Regions from separate parts of the Homo sapiens genome. Here region 1 is linked to region 2. The links are chromatin loops, found by intact Hi-C in ENCODE. Cell type or tissue: MCF 10A. All regions are shown on one strand. Links, peaks and the distances in the headings refer to the core of each region. The heading gives the core; the rest is flanking DNA. Region 1 overlaps MYLK4 (myosin light chain kinase family member 4). Region 2 has its middle 100 kb from the start of LINC02521.

Evidence for each region. A loop is a pair of places that touch in the nucleus more often than their neighbours do. Peaks named below come from ENCODE experiments on the same cell type or tissue, not always from the same donor. Only the 100,000 strongest peaks of a DNase experiment are listed, where the experiment ranks them.
Region 1: a loop joins it to region 2, with 7 times the contacts of the local background. A loop is called at or near these places in 1 of 110 quality-filtered maps.

What each region holds. Positions count from the first base shown.
Region 1 is chr6:2,687,869-2,704,972 of GRCh38, reverse strand. It overlaps MYLK4 (myosin light chain kinase family member 4), which reads left to right. Exons shown (of 13, transcript NM_001012418.5): 3 at 12,114-12,189; 4 at 16,017-16,122. Among named protein-coding and RNA genes, the nearest start is that of MYLK4, 55 kb to the left of the region's middle. In MCF 10A, for the core only: a CTCF peak has its summit at 9,315 (motif pointing right); no DNase peak of the experiment used is centred there.
Region 2 is chr6:2,524,227-2,541,330 of GRCh38, reverse strand. No RefSeq gene overlaps it. Among named protein-coding and RNA genes, the nearest start is that of LINC02521, 100 kb to the left of the region's middle. In MCF 10A, for the core only: no CTCF peak of the experiment used is centred there; a DNase peak (open chromatin) is centred at 9,290.

The DNA of each region.
Region 1 (17,104 bases), core at 8,017-10,516, 160 kb before region 2:
TGTGCTAAGCTTTCTTCTAGCTCCTGTGACATCCTAGAACTTTAAAGCTGAGGGGACATTAGAGTGATGGATATGATGTATAATTGGACTGGCTACTTAGTTGCCATTAGAAATATATTGTAAAGGACTTTAATAGTAAAATGCAAAGACATTATTTAGCACTTGATTTGATGTTGGGCTAGGAGATGTGCAAAGAAATTTAACCAGACATTTCAAAGGAAAGAGCTACTCCCTGCTCTTGCCTTCTGGAAAAATTAGTTTCCATAATCATAATAAAGTAAAATGTGGCAGCAACAATCCCTAACTCTAACCTCATTTCCCATGATCAAAAGTATTCATGAAGTATCTCTCTGGGCAAACATGTTAAAGCATGCTAAAGAAGTTACGGCCAATGCAGAAATATGAATAATAGATCTTAAATATATACACTAAGCAAATGAATGTTTATAGTACATGTTCTGATTTTTAGTAGGTCTAAGAAATTTGAGAAGGTGATCAAATGGTAAATTACTTCAAAAACCATACTGAGGATAGAGTTTCAGATGCTGCTGGTGACACAAACATTTGAATTTCTACAAAGGTCTGAGAAGACTTAGCTTTTCTTCCAGAGGTCCAGGACAACAGATTGCGCTGCATGGACGTGGGACTTGTAGGTACCACAGGAGTCTGGGAGCTGGACATCAAAGTGTGATGCTGAGGAGGATGTAATAAAGGGCATGTAATGGCAGCCCTTGACAAAAATCTTCATACAGGTGGTTGAGATGATCAGTAAATACAGCCTGGCATCAGTTCCCCCAACCCGACCTTCTAATCAACAAATCAGTCAATCAATCAGTGTTTGTCATGAGCTGACACTGAGTTAGATTCTAGAGATACTGAGATGCCTTGAGGGAGTCAGAAATGCAAACAAATCATTCAACACAGTGTGATAAATCCACGAAGATGTGTGGCCAACAGAGGCAGAGAGAAGGTGGACTCCTCTTTAGGTAGAACATATGGGAGGGGAGTGTTTAAGAAAGAATTCGCCTGTAATCCCAGCACTTTGGGAGGCCGAGGCAGGCAGATCACGAGGTCAAGAGATGGAGACCATCCTGGCCAGCATGGTGAAACCCCATCGCTACTAAAAATACAAAAATTAGGTGGGCGTGGTGGCACACGCCTATAGTCCCAGCTACTTGGGAGGCTGAGGCAGGAGAATCGCTTGAACCCCGGAGGCGGAGTTTGCAGTGAGCCGAAATCGTGCTACTGCACTCCAGCCTGGCGACACAGCAAGACTCCGTCTCAAAAAAAAAAAAAAAAAAAAAAAAGAATTCACAAAGGGAAACCTTCCTGAATTGGGTCTTGAATAATGGGTAGGAGTTCTACCTGTTTTCTCAAAGTAGGGTCACTGGACCATGTGCATCAGAATCACTCCCAGAGCTCATGAAAAATGTCCTTGGGCTTCAACCCAGACCCATAGATTAAGAATTTCTGGGGAAGGAACTTTAATAATTTCAGGGCCACCGTCCCAGGGCCTAAGGTAGGTAAAGGCATTGCTGGTAGTAACTCTTTTACCTCTCTTCACTGTTGTCCATTGCTCTCTCCTTGACTTTCAAAGCACACTTTGATTCCGTACCTAATAATGAACTTGCAGGGATAGCGTAAATATTTTTAAAAACTTCTTATTTAAATATTAAATATTACATGGCCAACAGCCTGTTGTTGTGGCCACATGCCTTCATATGATACTCTTTTTCCCTGGTCTGTACACTAATAACTGGGAGTCCACAGTTGCTCACGTATCAAGGTGTACTGCATTGGACCAGGGTCCTGGGGGCCCCCTCCATGCTAGATATTGACCCTATAGTTACTGGTCTTAGGATGGTCCTGAGGCTGAGAGGAGGCGAGGTCGGGAGGTTGGAGGAGCTCCTGGGAGTCTCAGAAAATCCCCTATTTACCAGCCAGCATGGAGGTATTTCCATGTTTTAATAACTAGGATGGTACCAGCATACCAGCTGAATATTTCCCCCACGTCCACAATCAAACAAAGGACAATGAGACAAGAACCCGAAGAGTTCAGCTTGGTGTTCATGTTCTTCATATATTGAGGGCTTAAGCATATCTTAGGAGTAAAACACAGACCGATCGGGGGTGTTGGAGGGTATGTACTAGCTGTGTACTTAACATTTTTAATTAATTTATTTCTAATTGACAAATAACAGTTGTGTATATTCCTGGGGCACGGTGTGAAGTTTTGATCTATGTATACATTGTAGAAAGGGTCAATCAAGCTAATTCACACATCTACCACCTCCCCAACTTAACACTGTTTTGTGGTGAGGATGTTAAAAATCTATTCCTTTAGCAATTTTTAAATATGTACAGTATGTTATTAACAACTGTGGTCACCAAGCCGTGCAATAGTTCACTAAAACTTATCCCTCCAGTCTGAGACTTTGTACCCTTTAATCAACAGCTCATCTTTCCGCCTTCCTTCCCCACCCCACCCTTCAACCTCTAAATTTTGATTTGTAAGAACTATGCTAGACACAATACTTTTATTTTCTTTCAAGTTGATAGTCACCTTTATTGTAGCCAGGTTACAGCACTTGTATTAATTCTAACTGTATTCTTTGCATTAATCCTGACTGCCTAATTTGCATTTTGGGGCCCATCAGAATACATTCCTAATTCTCCAGAGCTTGGTTTGCCTTGGTTTTCATCCTGTCTTTGGGCCTTAATGTTGCTCTTCTCTGAGGCCTGAGTTTGGGCAATCTGTCAACCCCAGAGATTAGTGGAAAGTTCCAGGCACATGATACCTAGTTATGCATGCTCTTCCCTGAGCTCCAGCGGGAGTCCTGGGCCTCCTGAGCAGCTCACGGATGTTCCACACAGTGCTGGGTCTCCACCAACTGCTGCCAGCAAGGCCAGCGGCATGCGGCCCCCAGTGAATGCTGTCTCGACTCCCTCCCCGCTCCTCACTGGCTTCCCTCTGAGTTTACCCAAGTACGAGATTAGCTCTTCAGACGCCTTGTGGATGGAGGCAAGATGTAAATAGACACACGAGGCTGGGACACATATTTTGTAAAATGATTCTTCGCACCAATTCATGACGTATATTAACTAGGTCAACGCTTCTGAAATTCTAACATGTATGGGAACCACCTGGCCATTGGTTAAAGAGCAGATTTTGATTGGGTGGGTGGTGGGGAGAGGCTGAGGTTCTGAGGTTCTGCATTGCTAGCAGGTTCCCAGGAGATGCTGCTGCTGCGGATTCACCAGCCCACTTTGCATAGACTGGACCAGGCGACTAAATGTTGGGGACAGTCATAACTGATTAGTTTTTTACCTACGCAGTTTGTATTACAGACAAATTCATTCATTCAGAGACATTTTTGAAGAGCTTTGTAGTATCTCTTTGCTTTTCAGAGGTAGCTTTTCAAAAGTCACTTTGCTTTGCAGTGTGTGTTTCCTGTGTAGGGGAAGATGCAGAAAGGTAAACCATTAGGAGGTTAAGCATTTTACTCCTTGAGTCTAAGCGCAGATCTCTAAATATTCCTGCAGTCCAGGGGACCACACCTCGCCTCACATTAGGAAACACCAAGCCCCTCTGAGCCTCGGCCGGCGTGCCCCACTGCAGGGAGGCAGTGGGGCTCGGGGAGGCCGAACTGAACTTAGGCTCAGAGTGGGAGACAGGAGATGAAGTGATAAAAAATGATCTTAAAATAAAAATTAAAAAGCATACCGAGAACCCCATGTGAAATGAAGGCTCTTAAAACTGTCTGCGGCGGGAAGAAATCAAAGAGTTTTATTGGGTGATGAAGAAACACTGTAAACTTCATGCGAAAACATTCCAAGGTTTGGACTTGCGTTATGAAAGGGAAATTTTACAAAGTAAGACTCATTTTAATGAAATGAACATGAGGAGCTGTGATTCCATTTGAAGTCGGTTGACACACACATGCACTCACGCTCTCAATTTCTTAGTAGCCTCACTGCACAGTTTTTGAAGTGCTCAGGTGCTATTCTGGTGACGGAATCCCAAGAAGGCAAAGCATCCCTTGATGTATAGTTTTTAGATATACTTTTACGCAAAGTGCTATAAATACTTCTATGCCCTGAAAGGTGATATTTCTCCACCTCAGCCTGAGTCCTCCTCTCTTCTGCTTACCTCCATTTTAATGGAGGAATTAAATCACTTTCAATTACTAAATTTTGGCCAAGAAGCAAGGCAGAAAGCTTTCAGGCAGAGGACCAGAGGCATGGTTGGCAACGTTGGATTTTTTATTTGTTGCCCTCCCAGGATGCCCCATAGATCATTTTTGGAGGGAGGTTTTATGGGTCTCAGGGCCGTTTACCTTGGCCTCATTTCCACACACGTATCCCTGGGTGGAGGATAAGGAGGAGGCAGTGGTTTGCTAGATAGTCCATCCTGGATAGGATCAAAGACCTTGCTTATCGGGGGGAGGAAGAGGGATTCCAGTGTTGTTATAATTGCTCCAATCTGTGACCAGAGGGAGCCTGGCTGGTAAGAAGGCCTCAGAACAAAGGCCAGAGTGACCGGAGGCGACAGAGGAAGTGGGTCCCCTCCCTTTTAGTACTTTACAATCCCTGGGGTGTGGGTGGGTTAAAAAACACTGGTGTTCTGGCCCCACTCAAGACCCAGTTTATCAGAATCTTCAGGGGAGGACCCAGGCATTAATAGTGTCCAACATCCCCAGATGGTTGAGAGCCACATATTAGAACTTAGAACAGTTTGGATAACAAAAACAGGTGGGGTGGTGGGGCGGCAGGGTGAGCAATGCGAGTTTGAGAGGGAAAGAAAGAGCGGCCTCAAGTCAGAGGACTCAGCGTTTTCTCTGTGGGGAGGACAGGTAAGGTGGCAGTGGGAAGAAAATAACAATATCAGACTCATTATAAGGTGTCAGCACATCCAATGGGTATAAGATGGGGGAAAATAAAATCTGTGTTATCGAACTACTCACTGTGGCCACATAGGTAGGTGAAGATTCTTAATTTGTTCATTTTAAGTGGTTGTTTTTAAAATTTACACAGACAGGCTGGATAGAAGAATGGAGGAGAGAGAATATTTGTAATAATTTGTAGCTGTGACCCACAGCCTGGACCCCCATGGTGGCCAGTAGATGTTAGGGGTTGGCCACCCCATCTTACAGTTCTGTCCTCTACCACCAGGCTCAAGCGCTGATCTTTTCAAACCTCCTCAGCTCCGAACATATAACCCTTTCTACAACAAGGGAGTTATCAGGATAAGAAAACTTGGAAGTATATTTATAAAAAGTTTTGATGTCAATAAGGAATAGCCTGATGGAGTAAATTTGACCATCCTGGGCTCCACACGGTCTTTTCTTGCTAGCAGAGGCTGTTAAATATGGTAGCAGCTGGGCATGGTGGCTGACAGCTGTAATCCCAGCACTTTGGGAGGCCGAGGCAGGTGGATCACGAGGTCAGGAGTTCAAGACCAGCCTGGCCAAGATGGTGAAACCCTGTCTCTACTAAAAATACAAAAAAAAAAAAATTAGCCAGGTGTGGTAGGGGGCACCTGTAATCCCAGCTACTGGAGAAGCTGAGGCAGAGAATTGCTTGAACTCGGGAGATGGAGGTTGCAGGGAACCGAGATTGCGCCACTGCACTCCAGCCTGGGCGACAGAGAGAGACTCCATATCAAAAAAAAAAAAAAAAAAAAAAGAAAAGAAAAGAAAAGTGGTAGCATGCTTTCTCTTATGATACAGCTCAATGTATATTATAATAAAATAAAGTAAAATTATCCGTGCATCTTCATTCAGTGGATGATCCAGTTAGGCTTTCCTAAATCCACACCTTTAACTTCAGGCTCTTTCTTGGTCTATGTACTTGGAGGGTCCCATTTACTTGGCTTCCGAGTGAAGCACTGTGCACATAATTGTGGGTGCATGGAAAGGCTTTAATTTTCCTGGCGGGGTTATTTTCTCAGGTGACTGACTCCACCTGATGTCATCAGCAGCCTGGGGAGGATCCACTTACTGAGTTCTGAGAACAGGTGAACACTTTCCCTTTCTGGATTTGGTCAGTCAGTTTCTGTCCTGCCTTGAGCCATGCCAGTCCCCACAGACCATGAAACAGGCTTTGCTTAGTGAGAATTCCTTTTATCACCCAGGACTTCAGGGTTTTCTCGCTTCATACATGGAGAGTTTGAGTGTGTGCTGAGGTTGAAGGGAAATAGATTTGCTTTACAAACAATCTCTAGAAGTATCTTCTATGCTCAGGCAAGAAAATGTTTTCATATTTCTTCTGAAAATTCATCTCTTTGTATTCTTGTAGGATTTATTTATTGTTCTCTCCCCCATTAGGAATCTAATCCAAGTTTAATAAAGTCATTATAAATTGTTATACTTTTGTTTAGATATTTCTAGAACTTAGGTAAAATGGCCAAAAATTGTTCATCTTGGCATTTCCACAAACAGTAATATGCAAAACTGTTATTCAGGGTACATGACCCAGCGTCCTCTGCTAGCAAGAAAAGACTCTGCGGAGCCCAGGACTGGTCAGATTTATTCCATTAGGCTATTCCTTTTTCACACTGAACTTTTAGAATTTAAATACACTTCCGAGTTTTCTTATCCTGATAACCCCCTTGTTGTAGAAAGGCCATGTGGGTGATACGTTCAGAGCTGAGGAGGTTTGAAAAGACCAACACTTGAGCCTGGCAGTAGAGGACAGAGCTGTAGGACAGGGTGGCCGACCTCTAACATCTACCTGCCACCATCAGAGTCCAGGCTGTGGGTCACAGCTACAAATTATTACAAATATTTGTTCTCCTCCATTCTTCTATCTGGCCTGTTTGCAACAGTTTTAAAAAGAACCAGGAATTCTCTATATGTTATGTTATGAACACAATTTTCTGCAGCAACTGTAATCCCAAAATGCATGGCCGTTGATATTGCTGGCCATCGGCTATGTAAATTCAGGGCTGTGGATATGAGCCACCGTGGCAGGGATGCATCTGAGATGGCCCCCAGGGCAGCCTGGCTTTTCAGGGGTGCAGCCTGATGACAGAGTGTTCTCACAGTGAACGTGCCATTCCAGAAAGCACTGTTTTCTTCATCACGCATTGCTTCACCAAGCACTTCAGAACTTTACCCTCTGTTCGGTGCTGGGGAAACGAAGGGGAAGAGAAGGGTCCGTATGCCAGCGGGCAGACAGACACATTGAGAACGCTGCAGTAACACGGAAAACGATGGTGGCATTGTTGAGGTCCAGAGGAGCAGCCCTTATCTCAGCCTTTATGTTCTTTCAAGGACAAATCCGTTTTACCATTGATTTTTTAAATGATTTTTATTGAATGGGAATGAAAGAAGGATTAGACGATGTTGTTCAGTTGAATGAATTTCCCTTTCAGCTATTCCGCCACTCTCAGGAAAAGTAGGGTTTTGATGTAGTACTGGGACAGGTCTGTGACGCAGGGCGAGAGCGCACTCATGCCCAGGTAGCCGGCACACGCCTGTGGACCGATGCCGCCCTGCTGTTCAAATCTGGATCCTATGGCAGTAAATGTAATGGTTAACGGAGAAAAGAGGATAAAGTGCTGACTTGAAATTGCTTAAATAATCAAAACTGGCACGCAAGCGATGAATACTGAACTCTTAAAAGCAGTACTTTGCAGAAGGAGAAAAAGAGTTTGCAAGAATTGAGCTGATAGTTCTAATTATGTTCTTGCACTCAAACCGACTAATTAGAATGATCCTGCTCCAAAACACACTTCAGAAAATCAGAGTGTGAAGCACGGTGTTATCTACAATTGTCTCCAAATTATTTTGATTTTGTGCTGCCATCAGTAAAATATTTTAAAGCACTCCGCGATATATTTATTTATAATTATATACATTGATAACCACTACATGCATTTTATTTTATTTTATTTCATTTTATTTTATTTTTGAGACGGAGTCTCTCTCTGTTGCCAAGGCTGGAGTGCAGTGGCGTAATCTTGACTCACGGCAACCTCCGCCTCCAGGGTTCAAGCAATTCTCTTGCCTCAGCCTCCTGATAGCTGGGACTACAGGTGTGCACCACCAGGCCCAGCTAATTTTTGTATTTTTAGTAGAGATGGAGTTTCACTATGTTGGCCGGGCTGGTCTCAAACTCCTGACCACATGATCTGCCCACCTCGGCCTCCCAAAGTGTTGAGATTACAGGTGTGAGCCACTGCGCCTGGCTGCACTTTTATTTTTATAAATAACATTTAATATGTCAGAGATACTTTTATATGTGTCCAATTGTATCAATATATTTTTAAAAACATATGTAAAATATAAATGTTAAAAGAATGGTGTCTTAGCTTGGGCTGCTATAGCAAATTATTCTGGACTGGGTGGTTTAAACAACAAACATTTATTTCTCACAGTTCTGGGGGCTGAGAAGTCCCAAATCAGGCTGCTGGCAGATCCAGGGCCTGGCGAGGGCCCCGTTACTAGTGTGTAGTGGGCTTCTCCCCATAAAGAGTGAGCAAACTTTCATTTTGGTTCTTATAAGGGCACTAATCCCATTCATGAGGACTCTCCAATCATGACCTAGTCACCTTCGAAGGCCCTACCTTTTAATAGCATCACCATGAGGGTTAGGATTTTAATATATGAATTTGTGTGCGTATATCGTCGGGGGGGATACATTCAATCCATAAGGAATGGAATAAATTGAAATGAGTTCTAGCATGTCCTTGATACCCTCCAAAGGACTACTATGGACACTCCCTGGGTACGTATATCCCACTTACGAGACCAGTCTAGGAAGCCAGACAGAGTGGAGAGAGCTAAGCTGTGTTTTGAATACTTGGACATCTGGACCACTTAGCCTTTCTTCCCTGTGTCATTCTACATCCACTGATAAATTATTATAAAAGGAATTGGTAAATAGTTCCAAAGAAATCCATATGCAAATATAGAAATATTTTTAAGTGAATTTGCATGAAAGAGGTCCTTAGGTTCATCCCAGCCATCGATGTGAATTCAGCAGAGGAATATAGTCACTGACATGGTTTTCATCCCATTAACTGGGGATGGTCAGGATTGGGTCAGAAACTTAATGCTTAAGAGCACTGGTCCTGTGCTCTTTAATCGGTAGAAGACATGTTTCATTTTTGGACAATAAACAAGGTGTATCTACAAACTTGAGCTTTCTATTTTAGCAACTTCTAGGCATAACTTAGAAATACAAAGTAAAAATGTTTCATATTTTTGGTTGCAGTCCTGAAAAGAAAAGGAGAAATACAGCGTCTGTCCTGGAAAGGACAGGAGAATACAACTTCTGTTTGTTGGAAACTCTTCGGTTCAAAGTTCCTCTAGATGTCAGTATTACATAGGGAAATGAAACTATAACAGCCTTTGGCAATGAATAAAGGCCTTCTTACATTATTTAAATGGAAAAACATATGTGATATATAATTACTAAAGAAAAAAGCAACCTCTCTTGGAAGCTGGCTTCTTATATTCCTCAATACTGACAGCTTCTCCTGTTGGTCAAGTCCAACTCCGAACCCAAAGAATATTGGGTTAGCATGTGGACTTTTCCACCTGATACTCAGATGGCCTCAGGGGCAAACGTGGATCTATCAGTGCTCCATGGAGTCTTACAGCCAGCTGCTCAATTTTATATACTTTTATGAGTAGAAATTGACTGATACATACCAGTTTTCATTATTAAATCCACGTATGCTTATATCATTGCATTCATGCCACACAGAATAAACCCAGAAGCACAATGTCTATTGATACACCAGAAGTTTTCATTTCAAAAGGGAAGAACTGAAAGACAGTTATAAAACACCTTAAACACAATTTGTTAAACTGTCTTATTCGACTAATTTGGATATATGCTTTCAAAATTGGACTTAAATTCTCTCCTTTTTTTGCTTCTCTTCCATGTTAATTGTAATCTTTCGACAAATATTTATCTCTTCACTCTGCTAATTTGTTTTTGATTTATGACCTTCTCTCTTAATCATTTTTCTTATCTCCTGTGGTGCCAACTATGTAGTAGATCTCAATAAATAGGAATCATGTAACTTGGCTATAGTCTTTCTATCTTTTTTTTTCCCCAGAAAGACAGTATAGGGTGGTAGTTAGGTGCACTGGCTGAAGTAGACAGCTGGGTCAGAATCCTAGCTCTACCATTTCTAAACTTTATAACCTTGGGAAATTACCCAACTTCATTTGTACGATGGGGCTAATAGTATCTATCTTAAAGGGCTGTTAGCAGGAGCAACCAGTTAAACAAAGTGCTTAGAAGAGTGGTACATAATGTGTGTGCACAATACATGGTAGCTGTCACCACTACCACCATCATCACCATGACCGTCACCATCACCACTACAACCGCCATCACCACTACAATCATCACCACCACCACCACCACCACCACCAGCAGCACTACCACTACCACCACGACTACCACCACAACCAACACTACTACCACCACCACCACCACCGCCACCACCACCACCACCACCATGACCACTACCATCATCATCATCATCATCACTACGTACTGGTCTCTGAAGTAATCACCAGGGAGTCAAAGATGAACCAGTCTTTTTGCCCACTGGAAGTCCACAGTCTAGTGGGAAATTGACAGGAAAAAAGGCTTAAAGTGTTATAAGGGACACCAGGGGTGGGGATATGTGCTGAGTTCTGTGCAAGCACAGAGGAGGGAGCAATCAGCTTTGTTTGAAGAGGCGGCAGCCCATTGTCCCTGCAGAGGGAAAAGTAGGCAAGTGCCGTCTCTGGACTTTCACTTAAAGAGAAACTCTGAAGCTCTCACTTCCAGCCTTGGCTTTCCACAGATTTACTAAACATGCCTTTATGTTTTAAGTTCACCATCTAAAAAACGGAAATACTCTGAATCCATGGAGCTGCCCCCTGCATTGTGTAAAAGCACATTTGCAGCCGGACATGTTGGCTCACACCTGTAATCCCAGCACTTTGGGAGGCCGGGGCAGGCGGATCAACTGAGGTCAGGAGTCCAAGACCAGTCTGGCAAATGTGGCAAAACCCCGTCTCTACTGAAAATACAAAAAATTAGCCAGGCATGGTGGTACATGCCTGTAGTCCCAGCTACTCAGGAGGCTGAGGCAGGAGAATCGCCTGAACCCGGGAGTTGGAGGTTGCAGTGAGCTGAGATTGCGCCATTGCACTCCAGCCTGGGCAACAAGAGCGAAACTCCATCTCAAAAAAAAAAAAAAAAAAGCACATTTGCAATTTGTCTTGATATCTGTGCTCTGAACTTACATGGTGTTTCATGCTTGCAAATCAGCTGAAGGCAGATTATGTTGTGTTTCAAAGGGGAAATAAATACTTTTTTTGGACATCCACACAATGTCATTAATTTATAATGCAAAACTTTAGAAGTTGTGATAATTTGGGTGGATTGGGCTAATGTTTCCCTTTTATATGGGGTACATTAGCTAACGGTTTGCTCAACTAATTCAGATACTCCAGGACTGTGAGAAGAATGTTTATCCACTTAGGAAAAGGGCCATCTGTTCTAAGCACTGTAAAGGTTCCATTTATAAAGCTGACTTTCATCTCCTACTCTCTGGTTTACAGAGCCCATTCACATGTATCCTCTCATTTCTATTTGATTTATATGTCAACCATATCAAGACAACTTACACAGAGGTCAAGGGTGATGCACACATTATTAACATCCTTTCATCTATTCATGAAGATGGGCTTTTTCCCATAATGACAGTTTTACAGAATTTCTTTGAAAATAGTGAGCTCATTTCAGATACTGTAGTCTATACAGGCTTTCATTAATTCAGACTGTTCTGCCCTCTACATTACTATTAATTTTACTGGGCTTTTTTCTATGTTTGAATCATATAATATAGTAGTTTTCAGCCTGGGGTGACGGGTGATTTTGCTCCCCATTTATAGATCTCTGGAGACCTTTTTGGTCATCACAACTGGGAGGGAGGGTGCTACTGGCATCTGGTGGATAGAGGCCAGTGATGCTGCTGTCCTGTAATGCTCGTGACATTCCCCACCACACGGAATCATCCAGCGCAAGTGTCAGGAGTGCTGAGGTTGAAAAGCCCAGATGTGATATGTAACTTCAATTACTCAATTGTGCCTCCACAGGCGAAGGAGGTGTGGTCAAACGCCGACCTGACGGAAAGGATGCCCGTCAAAAGCAAAAGGACATCAGCCCTCGCAGGTAACATCTTTAGAAAAGTAGATAGTTATGGATGAAGAAAGTTCCGTTATAAAAGTCCTGTTGTTATTCAGAGGAAGTTGCACATTCATAAAGCCCTGTGCAGGAAGAAGTGATGTTTATAAAAAAATGCCCCCCCCCCCCTTTTTTTTTTTTTGCTTGTGTTTGGGTCTTACTAGTTACAAACAAGAAAATCTTTTGGAACCCAATTGGTCATATTTCCTTCTACTTAGCTTTTAAAAGCTTATATCTGCTGATAAAAAGAAACCTGGATAAAGATGCCATTATAGAAAGCCAAAATTATACTGATCACCTGCATTCTCCATTAAAATATTTTGTGTCCTATGGTGGCTTCTAGAGAGATCTACCCAGAAGAATCAGCTCTCCTCTGAGAAAGAAAAGGTTAATAAACTCAACAAGAAAAATGCTGAGAAGACCAATGCCTCTCTAGTTCATAGAAGTTTTGCCATATTTCACACAAAAAGACAAGACAAAGTAGAAGATTTTGCTCCAAGAAATTCTATAAATCCAAGAGAGAATATAGATGGAACAGACATTTCATGCACAGAGAGCCTGAATACACAGGAAAGTGATAGTGCTGGGAATGAACAGCAAGACACTGCAGATAAAAATGAACACCCAGTGTTTGAAGAAGAGAGAAACGGGTTTCATTCTAAGGAAGATACTAGTGGATAAGAAGCTGAGGAGAAAAGAGAACTGGCAACTGCACATGAGACAGTGCTGGACCAATGTCAAAATAAAAATCAATACGTGTATCAAACTAATGGTGACCAATTTCACGAAAGGTAGGGTTACAGCATTGCGTATCCACAGCAATGTTTTCTCTAGAGCTATGTGCCATTGCGGTTTAAGGCCTTATTGAAAGGATAAATGAAGAGAGTTTGAAGCAATGATTTATAACTTGGTTTTCCAGCTTATATGAATTTTTCATGGCCACATTTTCTAGCCATTATTTTTTCTTCTTGCCTGTGATATTTTCAGGCATTTTGTTATTTTCTATGTTTTCTACCAACTGGTAGACAAAGATGATGATTAATAGTGCCCACAGGAATCAGTATTTTTTAAAGATGAAGTAAAACAGTTTCATTTTTAGCAATACAGAACATATCCTTCCTAAGGACAAGAATTAAATAATGACTAGATTTATCCGTAAGTTAAAAACCTAAATCTGAAAAAGCTTACCTACTCCATTATAAATAATAAATTGCCTATTTTCCCAAATATTGTGAGGATGAAGTAAGACATAGATTATTGAATGACTTTCTTTCTCAACTACACAGTTTCACTTATAGATTCAGGTAATATTATAGCCAATTAAAATGAACTACTCTAAGTTATGAGTAATCACATATCACAGTATCTATTTGGAACCAAAAGTATCAAACCACTTGTGTGGTCTTTTTTAGGGATTTAAAACATAATTCTTAGTTCATTTTTTAATAATGTATCTGAAACCTCATCTTGGAGAAATTTAATTTTCCAAGAATTAAGCATAAATATTAATGATTGCTAAGAAAGAAACTTCAACACTGCCAGATGTGTTCAGTAAGGTCGAGAGCTGCTGAGAAATGGAAATTAGGTCAATTCTTCCACTGATAAAGGTTTAGTCTCACTGCCGTTAAGATTCAGAGAGATTGGCTGGGTGCGGTGGCTCACGCCTGTAATCCCAGCACTTTAGGAGGCTGAGGCAGTTGGATCACGAGGTCAGGAGATGGAGACCATCCTGGCTAACACGGTGAAACCCCGTCTCTATTTAAAAATACAAAAAAATTAGCCGGGCGTGGTGGCGGGCGCCTGTAGTCCCAGCTACTCGGGAGGCTGAGGCAGAGAATTGCTTGAATCCGGGAGGCGGAGCTTGCAGTGAGCCGAGATCGCGCCACTGCACTCCAGCCTGGGCGACAGAGCGAGACTCGGTCTCAAAAAAAAAAAAAAAAAAAAAAAAGATTCAGAGAGATTATTGCTTCTTTTATCATGCTATAATTTAATAATTTCTCTCTAAGGAAAGGAAGTGAAAAAATGAAGATCAAATTAGTTAGGTATTCATAAAATGACGGCTTTTGTTAAGTTCCAGTGGAATAACTTGGGGTCACGATTTGGCCAGTGGTGAGATTCCCTGGGACCCTGGTTCTCTACACCCATAGACTTGATGGGGAGCGTGCTGCTCCATTTCCTCCCCAAGCCCCGAAATGGTCACCTCTATCACGGAGCTCACGTCCTCGTCACCAAAACACTGTTTTAAGAAAACCTTCTTAAAGAATTTCCACCATCTGAATGTTTTCTTCTTGAAACTTTGAGAGCTGCAACTGGACTTTACTTCCCAGGTGTGTCAGCAGCATAAGGGCCATTTCTACCCCCACGAATCCCTGGAAGTTCAGCAGTAGGATCCATTTTCTGGAATGCTGACCAGACAGAGTGCCCGGGCAGCAGTAAGCGTGGAGTGGCAGAGGAGCGCCTCGTCAACGAGGACAGCAAAAGGCGCAGAGTAGACATAGTCGGCACAGGGGAAGAACACACGTGTCAGAAGACACAGGCAGCCAGGCAAGCTGAGGAGCTCCCGGGGCCGACTCAGGGAGTCTGCTGGGATGAAGACCTCCCGAGGGCAAGACGGCCTGACCCCACTGGGTAGGAAATGGCTTTTGTATGGGCCTTTTAAGGCTTTTTAACCTTCTCCAGCAAGCATTACAGACTAAATTTCATTTAGTCTAACAGCCTGCAGGAGATATAATGCCATTTCGATGCCGCTTGTGTATTTAACTCCCTCTATTAATCTGAAACAGTGAATGTTATCAAGATGCTTCTCTGGTGACTTCAGTTTTCAGCATATTTAGGCTCTGAGAGGTGATGTCCATATCAAATCAGATTCCCAGAGATTTATATTATCTGAATTTTTAAAAATATTAACACTTGGCAGAGTGCCTGGAACAAGGTAAATGCTCAAGAAACATATGTCAAATAAATGTAGAGTGTTTTGAAAGCAAAGCTGTTATTTACTTACCTCCCTTTGTATTCTTATTGTATGCATGCAGTCGCTGCTTAGTAAATGAATTAACGAAGAATGAGCAGGTTCATGGCAAGCCAATTTCAACAGCAGTAGTCATGGAAAGGTGAAAGAATACTGGGAGGAATATCCCTGAGTAATTCTGTATGTTAGAGCTGGTGCTGATGTGGACGAGCGTTTAAACACTTAAGGTGGAAGGGGAGAAAGTGGGAGAAATTTGATCTCTGTTGAATACACACTTACCTGGTTTTATTGGGTGTTTTATTTCCAGCCAGCCAGGAAAAATTCATCTTTGTGCCTTAAATGTGTCTTAAATAAAGTCTAAGACATTTTGGAAAGTAATATATAATATCAAGCATTTCAACAACATGAAGAAATGTTTCATTTTTCTTTTTTGTCTCTGATATAATTAAAATAATGGATTATATCAGTAATGCATTTTAAAAATGAATCAAACAATTTCTCATGTTTGAATTTGAATGGTCTCAGGCTTGGAAGTATTACCTGTTTGGACTGTGTTGGGTTGGAAATTTTCAACTATTTTGACATTTCTAAAAGTGATCCTGAAGATGGTATGGACAACCATTGAGCCGCCCTGACACTCTTTCTCAGAGGTGTCAGGATCACCTTTATGAGTCACAGCTCATAATCTCAAGTGGAAATCTATATCCCTGGATCATTAGGAATCAAACAGATGGCTCCTTGTATTTTATTATTAAATGAGCACATTTTTACTATGAGGCCCAGGCTTGCTGCCTTAACGAGGTCAGACTTCTTGACAGATTGCCCTTCTGTTTCTCTCACCTTCTAGTTGACATCCCGGCTCCTCCGGCCCCATTTGATCATCGTATTGTGACAGCCAAGCAAGGAGCGGTCAACAGCTTCTATACTGTGAGCAAGACAGAAATCCTAGGAGGGTGAGTAAGGCTGAATGTTAATATTCTCTCAACAAAAGAAGAGAGCGTGCAAATGACTTCGTAAATGTCTGCCTGTCTTGACCTGAGAACTAGAAACATTAGAAACAAACATTTTAAGAAACAGTAACCATTTCTGAAAATTGTCACTGATGCCAGAAAGGTTAATGTGGTGACTAAACTCCACATTTATTATCTGCTTTACTTCCCATGTTGTAATGTCTAAAAGAAAGAAAAACCCATTGTGAGTCACCAGAAGGTTGACCAGCTGTCCAAAGCCATAGTGCAGCCTCCAGGAGACAGAAGATAGAAATGAGTCAACAGCGTGTAGTTTTTGTGGCCTGTATTAGGTCTTTCTGTCATTGCTGCTGGTTTTTCATTTATGTTGTTACTATATTAATTACTATTATTCATTTCAATTGATTACTTTGCTCAGCAAATAACTTATTTTAGGGACATTTAAACACACATTCTCCCTAAAGAAGGAAGATTAAAGGCCTTGCGCGGTGGCTCACGCCTGTAATCCCAGCACTTTGGGAAACTGAGGCGGGCAGATCACTTGAGGTCAGGAGTTCGAGACCATCCTGGCCAACATGGTGAAACCCCGTCTCTATTAAAAATACAAAAATTAGCTGGGCGTGGTGGCGCATGCCTGTAATCCCAGCTACTCGGGAGGCTGAGGCAGGAGAATCGCTTGAACCAGGGAGTTGGAGGCTGCAGTGAGCCGAGATCAGGCCCCTACACTCCAGCCTGGTGACAGAGTAAGACTCTGTCTCAAAAAAAAAGAAAAAAAAAGAAAAGAAAAAAAACCAGAAGGAAAATTAAAGTCCATCAGGGACCCGCTTCCTGCTGGGGGTGGGGAGAGGGTGTTCTTCTTCGTTTACTTCTTTCACAACCCCCCGTGATATCTTGTAACTCAAAGTCTAAATTATAACGTTTGCTGCCATCGGCATGTCTGTGTAAAATAGGAAGAGGAAAGCAGAAC
Region 2 (17,104 bases), core at 7,886-10,385:
TCCGGCCTGGGTGACAAAGTGAGATCCTGTCTCAAAAAAAGAAAACAAGTGTGTGAGTCTGTGTGTGTGTGTGTGTGTGTGTGAGAGAGAGAGAGAGAGAAAGAGAGGGAGAGAGAGACAATTCATAGAAGGAGTTAGATCTAAGGCAAGCTAACTTTCTAGGGGAACTACTGTTTTGAGCACTTTACTTGTATTGTGTCATTTAATCCTCACAGCAGCTCATGAAGTAGATATCACATCCACATTTAAGAAGTGAGGAAATGGAGTACTGTAAATACTTGGCCGAGGTCAGACTAACTACTAAGCAGCCGAATCAAGATTTAAACCTATGTTTGTGTAATTCTACAACATGGGCTCTTAAAAGCTGCGCTACAGGTAAAAGATCAGAGAAGACATAGCAGGTATCCAGCAAGGTCAGGATGTTGAGAAGTGACTGAGTGATTGAATTGTCACTGTCCCTAGTTTGACGGTGAGGGATGCACAGAGAAACAGCCCCACCTCATATTGCTCAAACGACCGAGTATTGGTCCATCCTCTCTAGAAGAGCATTTGTAAAAAAGAGACTTAAACAAGCACAATTCTTCTTCAGGAATCCAACCTAAAAATAGTCAGAAACTCCAGAAAAGCATTGCAATAAATTGTTATATAATGTTAATGTTACATTATGTAGCCATCTAAATGGTACTATTGAAAAAAACATGTTTTCTAATGATATTAGAAAATGCTTTCATGACTAAGAAAAGAATTTCAAGAAGAATACTTGTATATACATATAGTATTATCCTAATTTTGTTATTTTTAAAGAACATATACATGTGCTTAGAAAAAAAAATCACTGGAAAAAGCCCACAAAATAATGGCTACTCCTGAGTATTGTATCTACTAGTGATTTATATTTTCTTCTTTAAATTTTTGTTTTCCAAATTCTCTATAATGAGCATGTATTGTTTTAGAATTAAAATATTAATAGTAGAACAATTTTAAAAGGTCAAATAATAAATTTATGCCATGTTATGGGAATAGTTCTTTGACTTCTTAAATAATAAAAGAAATAATAAAGAAAATGGGAAAATAATAAGGAAAACAATGAAATAGGAAAAACTGGAAGTAAAGGCAAGTGACAAAAGTTTATTAATTGAATAGAATTTGTAATAGTAACATACTGGAAATAATACGTGCAATGATGAGGTTAATTATGTTAATCATAATATATAAGTCTGCAGGTATTTGTAAACAGCTACAAGCTAAGAACGTAAAGACTTGGGAGATGTATATATCTCTCTTCTGACACCATCACTCTTTGAGGTCACCAATGACATCCACACAGTTAAATCCAATGGCAAATTCCCAGTCCTGTCAATTGACTCCTCCTTTGACCCATTGGCAACTTCCTCCTCTTTGACATTCTTTCTGCCCTTGACTTCCAGAACACTCCAGGCTTTCTTCCTGCTTTAACTGGCTACTATTTCTCCGTCTTTTTTTGAGGGTTCTGTCTCCCCTTTGGGAAACAACAGTTCAGTGTTCTGAGTCTTGGTCCTCAGTCCTTACCTCCTTTCTATTTACATTCATCTCTGGGTGATCTGATGATGTAGGTCTATAGGCTGACAATTCTTAAATGTCTCTGTCTAGCCCAGATCCTCCCATAACTCTGGACTCCTATCTCTATCACCTCCACATGAATTTCCAACAGACAGGTCCAATTTAGTACATCATACACACACACACACACACACACACACACACACACACATACATGATAAATAGTACATGACCTTCAGAGCCTAAAATATTTGCTATCTGGCCCTTTTCAGAAAAAGTTGATCAATATAATATGTATATAATCTTCACATTAAATTAATAAGAATAAAAGTTCTGTTATTACAATATCAAAACATATATGTAAAATCACATTATATGAAATATCGCAAAATGAGAGAATGCATAAAGATGAGAAGAGACCAAAAATTGATAGCTGTTTTTACGCATTCATTCATTATCCAATATTCTTGAGACAATTAACTATGTGTCAGACCTTGTTTCTGTGCAGAAGAAACATCAATGATGAAAACAGACAGAAGCCAATGCCCTGTGGAGCTTACATTCTAGCAGGAGGGAGGCAGATGGTTAACAATAAGTATTTAGTATGCTCCAAAGTCAGTGCTGTGGAAAAGGTGTGTTGTCGCAGGATTGTAAATAGAGTAGGCCATGCATGTCTCATTGAGAAGGTGAGGGATGATCAAAACCTGGAAGGAGGTAAAGGCGTTATCAATATGGGTTGTGGGCAGAAGCACATTCCAGGCAGAGGCCCTGAGGCTAGAGAGTACCGGGAATGATGAGGAATAGCAGGAGAGCCATCCACTGGACCTCCATGAGTTAGAGAGGTGGTGGGGTGGGGTCAGGGCTTTGAAGACCTTTTGAAGGACTGAGAACAGTGTTTGAACAGAGGACAGGAGTGACATAGTGTGAGCCCCATCTTCAAGGAGTTGCTATGGCTGCTGTGTTCATAATGGACTTTAGGGGCTGGGGTGGCATCTGGGACCCCAGCTGGAAAACTGACTGTAGTAGTCCAGAAAAGAAAGCCATATTGGTGGCGCAAATAGTTAGAGGTGATCAGATTCTGACATATTTTTGAAGATAAGGCAGAGTCAAAATGATTTCTTCCTGGATTATGTGGTGGGAGAGTCAAGAATAACATCAACATTTTTGGACCAAGCAACTGGCAGGGTGGAGTCACCAATTAACTAGATGGGGATGACTCTCTGTGGGGTCAGCTTTTGTTGTACTAAATTGGACCTGTCTGTTGGAAATTCAGGTGGAGGTGTTAGATATAGGAGTCTAGAGTTGTGGGACGATCTGGGCTAGACAGACATCTGGGAATTGTCAGCATATAGACCTAAGTCATCGGATCATCCAGGGGTGAATGTAACCAGTTCAGAACACTGAACTGTTGTGTCCCAAAGGGGAGAAGAAACCTGCAAAAGAGACGGAGAAATAGTAGCCAGTTAAAGTAGGCAGAAAGCCTGGAGTGTTCTGGAAGTCAAGGGTAGAAAGAGTGTCAAAGAGGAGGAAGTTGCCAATGGGTCAGAGGAGGAGTCAGTTGATAAGCCCAGGAATTTGCCATTGGATGTAGCCATGTGGACATCATTAGTAACCTCGAAGGGAATAGGCTTAGTAGAATGATGGCATCGGAAGCCCAGTTGGAAGAACTTAAGAGAGAATGAGAGGACAAGAATTGGAAAGAGCAAATGTGGACAGCATTTCTGAGAGATTTTCTTGCAAAAGACAGCAAAGTAGAACCATAGATAGAATGAAAATTGCAGTCCAGAGAGGTTTTTTTTTCTCTCTTGCCAGAAGAAATAACAGCACGTCTGCTTGCTTATATGAATTATCCAGTAAGGCAGGAAGATTTGATGATGTAGGAAAAGAGGCTCCTTGGATGCTGGACTGATGTCCTTGAGTAAGCAAGAGATGGGATCCAGGGCCCAGATGGAGAGTCTGACTTTAGACAGTGACAGGGTTCAGAACATGCTACACCAAAATATGGCATCTCGGCGCTTGAGAAAACAGAAGCAGAAAGGCCACTCTCCCTTTCCCATTCCCTTCTTCGTGAAGCACGTCATGAGACCTAGGAAGGTCACTCTGACCTTCTCCTTCTCCCTCGCTCGTCTCCTGAAGACAGGAAGGAATGTCACAGAGGGACACCAACACCAAGAAGACTCTGAACAAACTAGCCTTAAGTTCCCCCTAGTTGTTACCATTAGATCCGGAGTTCGAGACCAGCCTGACCCACATGGTGAAGCCCCATCTCTACTAAAAATACAAAATTAGCTGGGCATGGTGGCAGGCGCCTGTAATTCCAGTTACTCAGGAGGCTGAGGCGGGAGAATCACTTGAACCTGGAAGGCTGAGGTGGCAGCGAGCCGAGATCGCGCCACTGCACTCCAACCTGGGCAACAGAGCTAGACTCCATCTCAAAAAAAAAAAGAAAGTATAAGCAATTTAATTAATGGAGCAAACATTTATGTCTAGGTCTGACTCAATGCCCTTATTTAAATCTTTTCTTTTAACCATTATGATAAAATATCCATAACATGAAATTTAGCAACTTAGTCATTTTTAAGTGAGCAGTTCAGTGGCATTAAGTACCTTCACATTGTACAACCATCACTGCCGTCCATCTCCAAGCCTCTTACACCTTCCCACAATGAAATTCTGTACTCGTTGAATTAAAACTCCCCAATTTAATTATTTTAAATACACAAATGTATTATAAAAACAAACTAGACTGCCTTTACTAAATATAAATATTACATTAAAGAGAAGAGGTTGAGGCATTTTTGGCAATGCTGTTAATATAAAAAATACTCATTAAAGAAATCTTGTAAACTATAGGCCAGGAGAACTGCCCTTAAGTCTTAAGTGCTGAGATAAGGGAAGCTAAGGGAAACTGGTGACGTCCCCTCCCAGGCTCTTTCTGGGTGCCCCACAGAGTCTGGACTCAGCAGACAGGTGCTCAGAGGGCAGGTGAGAGAGGAGCTCTTTCTGCTCCTCACAGAGCCATCATCACAGTGGGGGCCTGGGCAGTCTGCACACCTGCCCGGCCAAAGCTCACTCACTCTCCAAGAGCATGGGGACCGCCAGCTCCAGAGGGTCTCAGCTTTGCTTCAGTCCTGAGCTTACCTCACTCTTACCTGAGCAGGTCAAGTCCCTCTCGACCTTCAAGACCACAGCTCGTTCCCTCGAGACCACAGCTTGTCTCCTCCTCAGAGGCCAGCAGGCCACTCACATGAGTCCACTAGGTGCTCCTGCAGGTGCCGGCAACTCTTGCATAGGAAACAAGGAATCCTCCCAAATGACTCTGAGTTACAGATAGAGTAGCAGTGAGACTTAGGTGATTTCTAGCCTGATTCCCTTTCCAAAGAGAGTACCCGAGCACCCTCCTCATCCCTCTGATATTAGTAATTACAAAGCCTCAGACTGCAGCAACCTAATTTGGGGGAGAAAAAAAAAACAAGATGAGAAAAACACAGATATAATACACATTTTAGTTTCAATACAAGGAACACATCTGGGGGACCCGTGCTTTGGAGTGGAATATTAGAATACAATATCTTGAAGTGTTACCCTACGTTTCTTCCTATAGAGTGAGTAGAGTAGGGGTATGTTGACCTTACCCCGTACAAGACAATACATCATGAAACTCGGTAACTTGACAAATCTCAACTCGCATCAAGCATCTTGGTGCTCACCACTTCGTCTTTTAAACACGTACCTGTTTTTTAAAAAGCATCTGCTGATTTGTCAGTAAAGCCAGAACATAACACCTTTATTGTTATCTCCATAAATATTTCTATACCACGTGAAACAACCAATAATAGGCTAATTTATTAAGCACTAACTGCGTCAGGCATTGTTCTAAGAGATTTACATGTAATAACTTGTTTAATGTGCATAACAACCCTATGGAATGAGTATTATTATTACCCGCTGTGCCATTTATGAAGTTATTATAACGCCAGCTATGAAGAAAGCTCAAGAACTTTGGAAATACTGCACTAAGTGAAAGAAGTTAGTCACACATCATATGATTTCATTTATATGAACTATGAAGTGTCCAGAGTAGGCACATGTCTTTCCAGAGACAGAAAATAGATAAGCGGTTGCCAGGGACTCGGGGGAGGGTAGGCTGGGAAGCGACGCTAGTGGGTACGGGGTTTCTTTTTGGGATGATTAGAGTGTTCATGGTGGTGGTTGCATGACTGGGTGATTATATGAAAAACCACTGAATTGTACATTTAAACAGTCAAGTTTTATGACGTGAATTATACATCAATAAAGATGTTTAAAATCATACCAACTATCATCCCATGACCAGTTACAGATACAGGAATGGTAGCAGCTGTATTTACCTTTTATGTATTTATAGAAATATTATTAATGTATATAAGTTTTGATGTAAGGTAACTTTACAGTCTAGTTTTAGGTAACAATATATGCAGGTGGGATTGTTGCTGAATCTGAGAACTGATTAGCGTAGACAGAGACAGAGGGTGTGCCTTTCCCAGCCTGCTCCCAGAGCTGGACATGAGTGCTGCTTTTCCTCATTTTGTGGAGAGGGTAGAAACATCTTTGCTTGTTCCAAGGATAGTTGCCTCTCATCAGGTGAAAACACAGAGTTGGTTTTGTCATAGTATGAAATTCCAAATAGAAGAGGGTGTGTCTGGAAGGTGAGTGGACAGAGGGGTAGACTGCAATCCTGGCCCCTTCCCCAACCTCCTCCTTCTAGCCTCTCTGTCATGCGGCAGCAAGGGCTCTGCAAACCACCGTCTGCACTCCAGCTCACTCCCTGTTAGGCTTTGCACACTGTATGACTGGGGAGAGACCGGAAGAGGAGGAAGAAGAAGGGATTTGCTCCTTCCTGTTGGCTTCCTGTTTGCCTGCAATTGTGAGTTTTATCCCAACAAGACTTCTTCAATCTGGAAGCTGCAGTTTCTTCTTGTAGCAACAGCTGAATCACATTTGAAGTTTTTTCAGTATTTGCAGAATCAGTGTCATTGCATCCCCTCTGAGTCATCAGCAACAGCACATGTGTCCCCTCCCCAGGGGTCTGGGTTGCAGGCCAAAGGGACCCCTCCTGTGATCTCAGAGGTATTAGCAACAGCCAAGTTCCACATCCTACTTAGAGGTCTGTTTTGACTCTATTTGACCTCTTAGAGGTGGAATTCGGTCCCATGCCACACTCGTATGTTGAAATCTAACATCATAGTGCCTCTGAATGTGATGTAATTTGAAAATAGGGTCATAGAAGATGTAATTAGGAAGCTAAGATGAGGTCATCAGGGTGGACCCTAATCCAATATGACTGATGTCTTTGTAAAGAGAAGAGATTTGAGCACAGAGATGTGCACACAGGAGGAGCTGCCCTGTGAGGCTGAAGGAGAGAGCAGCCAAGGAACATCAAAGATTACCAGTAAACCACCAGGAGTTAGGAGAGAACATGGAAGAAATTGTCCCTCACAAGCCTCAGAAGGAACCAACCCTGCCTGCACCTTTACCTTGGACTTCTTACCTCCAGGACTGTGTTGTTCAAGCCAGAAAGTACCCTGCACACTATCTCTTTTTTCTCATCTATTGAAGCATGATTGTCAAATAAAAAGTGTATATATTTGAGGTGTACAACATAATGTTTTGATATGCATATACATTGTGAAATGGCTGCCACAATCAATCTAATTAACACATTCACCACTTCACATGGTTACGTGTGTGTGTGTGTGTGTGTGTGTGTGTGTGTGTAGTGAGAATACTGAAGATCTACTCTCTTAGCAAATTTCAAATATAAAATATATCATTGTTAACTATAGTCATCATGCTGTACATTAGGTCTCCAACACTTATTATCTTACAATGGAAAGTTTATACGCTTTGAGCAACCTCTCCAATTTGCCCCAGCCATCAGTCCCTGGAACCACCATTCTACTCTTTGTTTCCATGAGTTCAACTTTTTTAGATTCTACATATAAGTAAGACAACGCAGCACTTAATGTTCTGTGCCTGGCTCATTTTGCTAAGCACAATGTCTTCCAGGTTCATCCATGTTGTTGCAAATGTCAAGATTTCCTTCTTTCTTAAGACTAGATAATATTCCATTGTGTATATAATAGCTCTATTTTTAATTTTTTGGTTTTTTGAGACAGGGTCCCACTCTGTTGCCCAAGCTGGAATGCTTTGTAATGTAATTTGAAATCAGGAAGTGTGATGCCTCCAGCTTTGTTCTTCTTGCTTAAGATTGCTTTAGCTATTTGGAGTCCTCTGTGGTTCTATATGCATTTTGGAATTATTTTTTCTATTTCTTTGAGAAATGTCATTGAGATTTTGATAGAGCTTGCACTGAATCTGTAGATCACATTGGGTAGTACATTGGGTGGCACGATCATGGCTTACTGCAGACCTGACCTCCCCAGGCTCAGGTGATCCTCCCACCTCACTTTTTGTGCTTTTTTTTTTAAGAGATGGGGTTTCGCCATGTTGCCCAGGCTGGTCTTGAACTGCAGAGCTCAAGTGATCCACCCACCTTAGCCTCCCAAAATACTAGGATTACAGGTGTGAGCCATCACACCTGTATCTTTTGACTTTTTGATAACGGCCTTTCCAACAGGTGTGAGGTAATACCTCACTGTGGTTTTGATTAAAGAAGACACAAATAAATGGAGAGATATTACACATTCATGAATTAGAAGAATTAATACTGTTAAAATACCTGTACTACCCAATGTGATCTGCAGATTCAGTGCAAGCTCTATCAAAATCTCAATGACATTTCTCAAAGAAATAGAAAAAAAAATTCTAAAATGCATATAGAACCACAAAGGACCCCAAATAGCTAAAGCAATCTTGAGCAAGAAGAACCAAGCTGGAGGCATCTCACTTCCTGATTTCAAATTACATTACAAAGCTATAGTAATCAAAACAGTTTGCTACTGTTGCATAAAAACAGACACATAAACCAATGGAACTGAATAGAGAACCTGAAATAAACCCCTACATGTATAGCTAATCTTCAACAAAGGTACCAATGTGGAAAGGAGAATCTTCTCAATAAATGGTGCTGAAAAACTGGTTAATCACATGCAAAGGAATAAAATTGGACCTTATCTTAAACCATACACAAAAATAAACTTAAAGTGAATTAAAGACTTAAATGTAAGACCTGAGATCATAAAATTCCTAGAGGAAAGTATAGGGGAAAATCTCCTTAGCATTGCTCTTGGCAATGATTTCTTGAATATGACACCAAAAGCACAGGCAGGAAAAGCAAGAATAAACAAGTGGAACTACCTCAAACTAGAAAGCTTCTGTATGGCAAAGGAAACAATCAACAAAATGAATAGGCAAACTACAGAGTAAGAGAAAATATTGCAAACCATTAATCCAATGGGGAGTTACATTTAAAATGTATAAGGAACACATATGACTCAATAGTAAAAATGCAAACACAAATAACCCAATTTAAAAATGGGCAAAGGACCTGAATAGACATTTTTCCAAAGAAGACATACAAATGGCCAAGTATATTGTGCTCTACATTGTGAACCAGTGGGAATTTATGTTGAAGTATAACACGCTCAACATCACGAATCATCAAGGAAATGCAAATCAATACCTTGTGTAATTTCTATCCCCCAACTGAGCCTTGGCTGATACACCCAGTTTTCATATAAAGAAACCAAGCACAGAGGAATTAAACAAATCGTCCAAAGCCAAAGAGCTCATGAGTGACTAAGCTAGGGTTGGTGCAACTCCAGAAGCCATGCTCTTAACCACAATGCATGACTGTATCTCCACAAACTAAAAACCTCAGTAAATTGGTGACTACACATGTAAAATATAAGATAGCATAACACCCCTTTCTTTCAAAGCTGAACACAGACTTCATCTTTAACTTACTTTCCTGTCTTTGCAGATACCTATAACCTGCACCAGCTCAGGTCCTCTGAAAATCAGAGAAAGTCTTGGGAAAGCTGATGAGGAGTCTTTGAGTAAAGGTTGTCCATGGTTAGGGTCCCATTTCTGGCAGGAATGAGCCAGATTTAGTTGTTCTGCCATGTTCAGTCAATGGCTGGATGTAGCTTGGGGGAAACACAGGCTCAATATGACCACCATGGTGGATCCAAAGGGACTGTGGCTTGAGGCTGTTAGTCAACTGTGCTTTCTGCAGCAGGTTTTCTTGAAGGAGACCTCTAAGAGATATGTCACTGTGAGGGATGTGAATCCACATGTCCATGCATGTCTGGGGAGTGGCTACTCCATGATCCAGGGGGCTATTCCTGAGACAAGACTTAGAAGAGGGAGGTTATTGGGGTGTGATGGTTAATTTTACGGGTCAACTCGACTGGGTCACGGGGTGCCCATATTAAACACTGCCTCTGGTTGTGTCTGTGAGATTAGCAAATTAGATTAGCATTTGAATCAGTGGACTCAGTAGATGGCCCTCCCCAGTGTGGGTGGGCATTCTCCAATCCTTTGAGGCCCTGAATACAGCAAAAAGCAGAGAAAGGAGGAATTCACTCCTTTTGCTCCTGTCTCACTGCTTAAGCAGGGACATCTCTTCTGAACTATGCCATCAGCTTTCCTGAGTCTCCAGTTTATAGGCAGCACATCATGGGACTTCTCAGCCTCCATAATCCCGTGAGTCAATTCCTTGTAATAAATCTCTCTCTCTGTTTCTCTCTCTCTCTCTCTCCTATTGGTTCTGTTTCTCCAGAGGAGCCCAACTAATACATGGGTGAACCACACCCCTACCACTGCAGGGGGTTGCTGCTTGCCACCGTTGATACTCATCAGCCCTTCTCCTCTATCCATTCTAAATTCCCTTCATTTATGGCTACCATGGTGGTCTTGGTGGCCCGGTGGTGTGACTCAAACCTTTGTTTCTAAGGGATCTGAGCCATTGGTTATCGTGTCCTTTTCAGGTTAGAGTTGCTGCACGTTGCCATTCCTGGTTACAACTGGGTCCCTGGGTGGATGGCCTGAGCGCTGCACATATTCCTGCTGCCTCCGCTGTGTAGCAGCAGCCCTTCCTCCCCTGCTGGGGAAACAGCATGCGCGATACAAGGGTTGCTGGTTTAATCCCTATGCTGTGTCCCGAAGGATGGTACCCTATCCCCTCAGTGAGCTGACGCTTCAGTTTTGCCTTTAGAAGGCTATTCTATACTTTCCGAGGCCAGCGGTTTCTGGAGCACATAGAAGTGATAAAACCAGGGGATCCCATCTGCAGCTCCTTTGCTCTGAGGTGGGCCCCCTGGTTGAATGCTGCACTGTGTGGGGTTCCACACCTGTGCATCAGGCATTCTGTGAGCCCCTGGATAGTGGTGCTGGCTGAGGCCCTAGAGACAGGAAAGGCAAACCCTATCTGAAGAGGCATCTACTTCTGTTAAGAAAACTTGCTGGCTCTTCCAGGATGGAAATCGTGCAACAAGAGGCCGATTGGTTTCCTTGAAACATAGTATCATGTTAGGGGCTCAGCATAACTTTCTACTGCTCGCACGTTGGCCAGCCAGGGGCAGCAGTAGCTAGACTAGCCTGGTAAGTAAAAATTCAAGCATTTGCACCCACCATGGCTGCTCTAGTTGCATGCTCATTGTACTAGCTTCAGGGACAAAGCTTCGTCAGCCTGAACTGGTTGAGCCGTTTGTTTTCTTCCTTATGCAGTGTATGGTTTATGGTGGACACCAACAAGCAATACAAAAGCTGAATTCCTCATGTCCCCTCCCCAGCTGCACACCTTGACTTCAGATGCCCTTGTCTTTGACCTCCTTGTCTTTGATCTTGTCTTCCTTCTCCTCCCATGCCCTTGACCAGCTGGTGAAACCATTTCTTACAACCCAGAAAACTATATATTCCACTTCAGGCCACTTCTCCTTCCACATAAAGTGGATGACCAGGTGTACCACACAATTCTGCCCACTGTTTCCAGGGCCACTCCTGAATGTGACTGCAACGCAGCCACTGTCTATTTCTGGTGTGCACCTGCTTTCCAAGTTTAACGGTCTCTAACTAAATTTCTCCTACAGCTGGTCATAGAGGATCCCACTGGCCACAGGGATGAGCTACGGTTGGTGACATGCGGGTCTGTTCTACCTGCTCATGCAGCTTGCTGTTCCCCTGGTCCTGCTCAGACTTGATCCAGATGTACCATCTCCATCCAATGATAGATGGCTGCTGGGCCAACATTATGACTTAATCGGTCTGATGAATGAGCCTGTAGTGGGCAGCTGCCTTATGGTCAAGTGCGTTCCATCTCCCCCAGAGCCTGGTAACATGCCAAGAGCTGTCTCTCACGAGGTGTGCAGTGCCCTACTGCGGATGCAATTGCATGGCCCTGCTCCAGCACCCCAGAGGCAGGTGCTGATTGATCTGCTGGGGTTCAGCACAAATTCACACAGCATCTGGTTCCACTGATACCTCTGATACCATAGGATCTGTGCCAGCTCATACGGCCCCCATGGCAGGTCTGGATTTGCTTCAGGCCCCATTTTTAAAGCTGGAAGCCTTCCATGCCATCTGGTATAGGGCCAGAGCCTATCCTTGGTGTGCAGTGTTGCCTGAAGAACTCCAAGAGGTTAAACTGGCAATGTACTTCCTTTGCCGTAGGGATGCAGGATGTAGCAGTGTATCTGTTACTTTGGAGGGGATATCTGGGCAACCCTCCTGACCACTGAAAAACTTTCCTCAAATGGCAGGCCCCTGAATTTTTATGTGGCTGATCCTCTACCCTTTGAAACATACGTATCTTACCAATATACTAGCCATCTCTTGCTTGTCCTGGCCAATCAGTGTGATGTCATCAAGTTAAAAAAATCAACATAATGTTTTGTAGGATGTCCAATGGTCCATATTTCCTTGGACTAATACAGAGAGCAGGAAAGCTAACATGGTTCTGGGGCAAAAATATGAATGCATATTGTTGTCTTTTTCATGTGAATACAAATGGTGCCTGATCCATTTTTTTTCTGATAGGAATACAAAATACATCCACCAAATGGATACCATGTACCTGAGGATTCATGAATCTGCCCTAGCAACAGTCCTGCATCTGGTTTTGAGCACACTTTTTGCAAATGGAGCTACTACTTGACTGAGCTCGGGTAGTCCACCTTGATACAGAACAGAGAGGGAGCTTGTGCAAATTCACAGAGAAAACTGTGGAGCCAGAAAAGACATACTGTTCTTTCCAATATGATGTGGAAGTCTGAAAGATTAGGAATTGTTTGGTAAGAAAAAAATATACATAGCTATTTGTGGATGACAATGCCCTGACACTGTTCCTCCTTTCTGTCCTTGGTTGGGGGCCTGCCTCATTTCTCATTGAGGGGAATTCCTTCATCAGGACCTGCTACGCTAATGGTCACGGACCAATGTTCTTTTTGCTGTTTGAACAGAATGCTTGCCTTGTGTATGTCCAGTCACAAAGTTCCCTTGATAAAAACCATATGAAAATACCACAAAGCCAAAGGGCAATAAATATTGTTACATAGAGCACGTTTTGTTGAAAATCATGGTTTTAACACTTTAAAAAATATCTCTTGCTAAGGCTTACTCTCCCAACACAGGCTTCTTGACCCAGCCCCTTTCTTTGAGATAGCTCTCATCTAACACAGTCGGGATACTGGTTTGTCATTTGATATCAATCAGAACTTTAAAAAGGAGAAAGGAGACAAACTTGGATTAGATGACTTCTGGGGTCAGGTTAGTGCCAACCCTGAGGTGGTGCAGAGTCAGGGGCCTCCACCTTTGCAGAAAGGGTCCATCGCCTTCATCTCCCAGCTGCCTTGATTAAGCAGAGGCCCTGCAAGGTGTGGAGAGCTGCTTCAGATTCTCATCATCCTTTTCTCTATCACGTTTCACAAACTACCTCCCATTACCCAAATGCCCACTTCTTTCCTCTGCCAAGGGGAAAATTATTAGGTGCCAGCACACTCAATAGGTGGTTATTCAGTTGCACTTGAAAATGTTCATTTACTGTAACAGGCTCATTATTCTAGGAATGTAATTGGAACCCAGACTGTTATGACCTCAGGAAATAGAATGTAACAAAGCTACACAGAAATATTAACTTTGCCCCAAAGCAGGGCAGCCCTTTCCTTAGGGAAAGTGGAAGAATCCATCCTATTCTCTCATAGGCCTATAGATGGTTGGAGCTGAAGCAACTTTAGAGGACTTCTAATAAAAATTTCTTAATTGACCCATGGGGAAACTGAAGCTTATCCACTTAAAAAAATAGACCTCTGCCATAGAGAACTTTTTCTAGTGACCACTAAAATTTAGAGTAGCCAAGAATTAGGCAAGAAAGACTTTATCTATACAACATGGAAGTTAAGGGTACTTATAACCAGATGTTAGGATGACAAGTATTAAAAACATTTTAAAAGTTGAAGAAAAATAAGGAGAGAGGAGTAAAAACCAAAAACCCATATTAATAGCTTATGTAAAGCAAGGGGTTTAGACAAGATGACAGAGGTCTTTCCAGCTCTGACATTCTATTTCATCATGTCTAGTGTGCTTTTAAAAATCATTAATAAAGTGGAGTTTAATACACATATAATGCACTGTACACTAATCAAATAGCCAACGCAGGAATCTGGTTTGATATTAATGATTTAGACTGGAAACTGTTCAACAAATGGGCTTAAAATAATTAAAAAGGCTATCCCCTTCAAGTGAGCGATGCTTAGGCTAATCTGGGACCTTATTTTTAAGCCTCAGAATAGCTATATTCCAGAGACCTCATTTGAGTTCAGTTTCCCTTTTTGGAGTAAAGTTTTATGGCCTCATGTGACTTTATAAGAAGGACATCATTATATGCACACACGCATACATATGAGCCATGTTTGAAATTGCTAATTTCAGCCTCTGAACAAAGAGTATTTTGTAGTATAGTAAGACATATTTACTAGTATTAAAACGGCAGACTTAGTATAAGTTTTACAACATTAAAAATGCAATGGAATTTTTTAGACCCAAAATAATATATAGTGCTTAACTTTTCTCAATTGTGTTAAAAACACAGAGTCAAGATCCATGACCCAGTAGAGACATGCACAGGATATGAATAGACAATTCAAAAAAAAAAAAGGAAAAGTACTTGTCTGTTGAACATAAGAAAAGAGGCTCACTGTACTTATTATCAGAGAAATACAAAGTAAAACTATACTGCGAGGTAATTTTTCATAAATCAAACTGGCAAAAATCCAAAAGTTGCTAATCTTTCTCGTGGTAGAAGCTGTGGGGAAACCACTCTCATGCATTGTGGGGAGAGTCTAAATTGCTACAGCCCCAGTGAAGGTCTATTTAGCAACAGCTATCAAAATTACAAATGTGGCTGGGCACAGTGGCTCACGCCTGTAATCCCAGCACTTTGGGAGGTGAGGTGGGCAGATCGCGAGGTCAGGAGATTGAGACCATCCTGGCTAACACGGTGAAACCCCGTCTCTACTAAAAATACACAAAAAATTAGCTGGGTGTGGTGGCGGGCACCTGTAGTCCCAGCTACTTGGGAGGCTGAGGCAGGACAATGGCGTGAACCCAGGAGGCGGAGCTTGCAGCGAGCCCAGATCACGCCACAGCACTGCAGTCTGAGTGACAGAGCAGGACTCCGTCTCAAAATAAAAATAAAACAAAATTACAAATGCATATTGCCCTTTGACCCAGTAATTCACTTCTGTAACTATCCTACAGATATACTTGCACATGTGCAAAAAACTGACATATATCTACAAGGTAACTCATGGCAGCATTGTTGGTAGTAATAAAAGATTGGAAACCTCTAAAATTTCCATTAGCAAGGTTTATTTAAATACAGTATGGTACATACAGTTTTTTTTAATGAAGAGGCTCTCTATACCTATGATATGGAAATATATCCAGATACAAAATTTTGTGAAGAAGCAAGGTGAAGAAAAGTATGTGCATAGTATGTTCCTTTTGCGTAAAACCGAAAGGGGAGATAATAATATATATTTGTGTTTGCTAACACTTATGCTTAAAAACTCTGGAAAGAGATACAAAAAAAATTAAAAGTTTTTATTTTTAAATTTAGATTCAGGGGGTACATGTGCAGGTTTGTTACAAGGGCATATTGTTTGATTCTGAGATTTGGACTCATGATTCAGTCACCCAAGTAGTGAACATAGTACTCAATAGGTAGTTTTCCAACCCTTCCCCTCCTTTCATCCCCTCTTTTGGAATTGCCAGTATTTATTAACCCCACGTTTAGCTCCCACATATAAGTGAGGATATGCTATATTTGGTTTTCTGTTTCTGCATTAATTTGCTTAGGATATGGCCTCCACTGCTTCCATGATACTGCAAAGTACATGATCTCATTCTTTTTTATGGCTGCATAGCATTCCATGGTGTGCATGTACCATATTTTCTTTCTTTTTTTTTTTTCTTGAGATTGAGTCTTGCTCTATCGCCCAGACTGGAGTGTAGTGGCTCAATCTTGGCTCACCGCAATCTCTGCATCCCAGGTTCAATTGATTCTTGTGCCTCAGCCTTCCTAGTAGCTGGGATTACAGGCATCTGCCACCATGTCCAGCTAATTTTTGTGTTTTCAGAAGAGTTGGGGTTTCACCATGTCGGCCAGGCTGGTCTCAAACTCCTGACCTTAAGTGATCTGCCTGCCTTAGCCTCCCAAAGTGCTGGGATTACAGGCATGAGCCACCACACCCGGCCTGTACCACATTTTCTTTATCCAAACCACTGGCAAACAAAAGTTTTATGGGAACAGGACACATAGTGGATAAAGGCAGAAGAAAGACTTTTTACTGAATACTTTTGCATATCTTTGTTTTATTTTGAAAACGATGTGAATGTATTACTAATCAAAAAGATTCAATAATTTTCAAAATAGAGATGTTAAGAAATCACTTTGCCAAAAAAATCAAAACACCAAATGTCTGTTTGATTTGGTTTACTTTGAGTTTATATTGCAATATAATCATAATCACCTACTATGAAAGTCGGCATGTATTTTGTGGTGATTGATTTTTTTAATGTTCTTTAAAAAATACTTATTTCTTATTTAGACTTAGAGTTAGCAGTGATGGTTAGGTAAGATATCGTAACAGTCCCATAGGAATATCTTTATTACATAAATGCTAAACAGCCTGCTAAATTCTTATTGCAATATTAACACAACAGCCTCCTCACCAGCTTCCACCTTGCCTTCCTCTGGTCCATTCTCAGCTCGGGAACCAGAATCATCCTGCTGAAAGTATGAATAAGGTTGTGTCATTCTTCTGCTCGAAGCCCTCTTGCTCTTGTAAAAGTCCTTACAGTGGAGTATGAGGTCCTATAGACAGCAGTGCCCAGCTTGTGGCAGGTGTCACTTTGGCTCCAAACACACTCTTCTTTGCCTGTCTTGCAATGCTGGAGCTGGTCCCTGTTGATATTCTCCTGACACAATGCTCAGCTCTGTCAGCAGAGGGCACTGCAGGAGGAAGGAGTAAAATAACATTTCAAGGCCAAAGCAGAAAGCATGTGGTTCAAAATCCAGGTCATCACATTCCAGAACCTGCACTTTTAATCTGTTTACACTGTT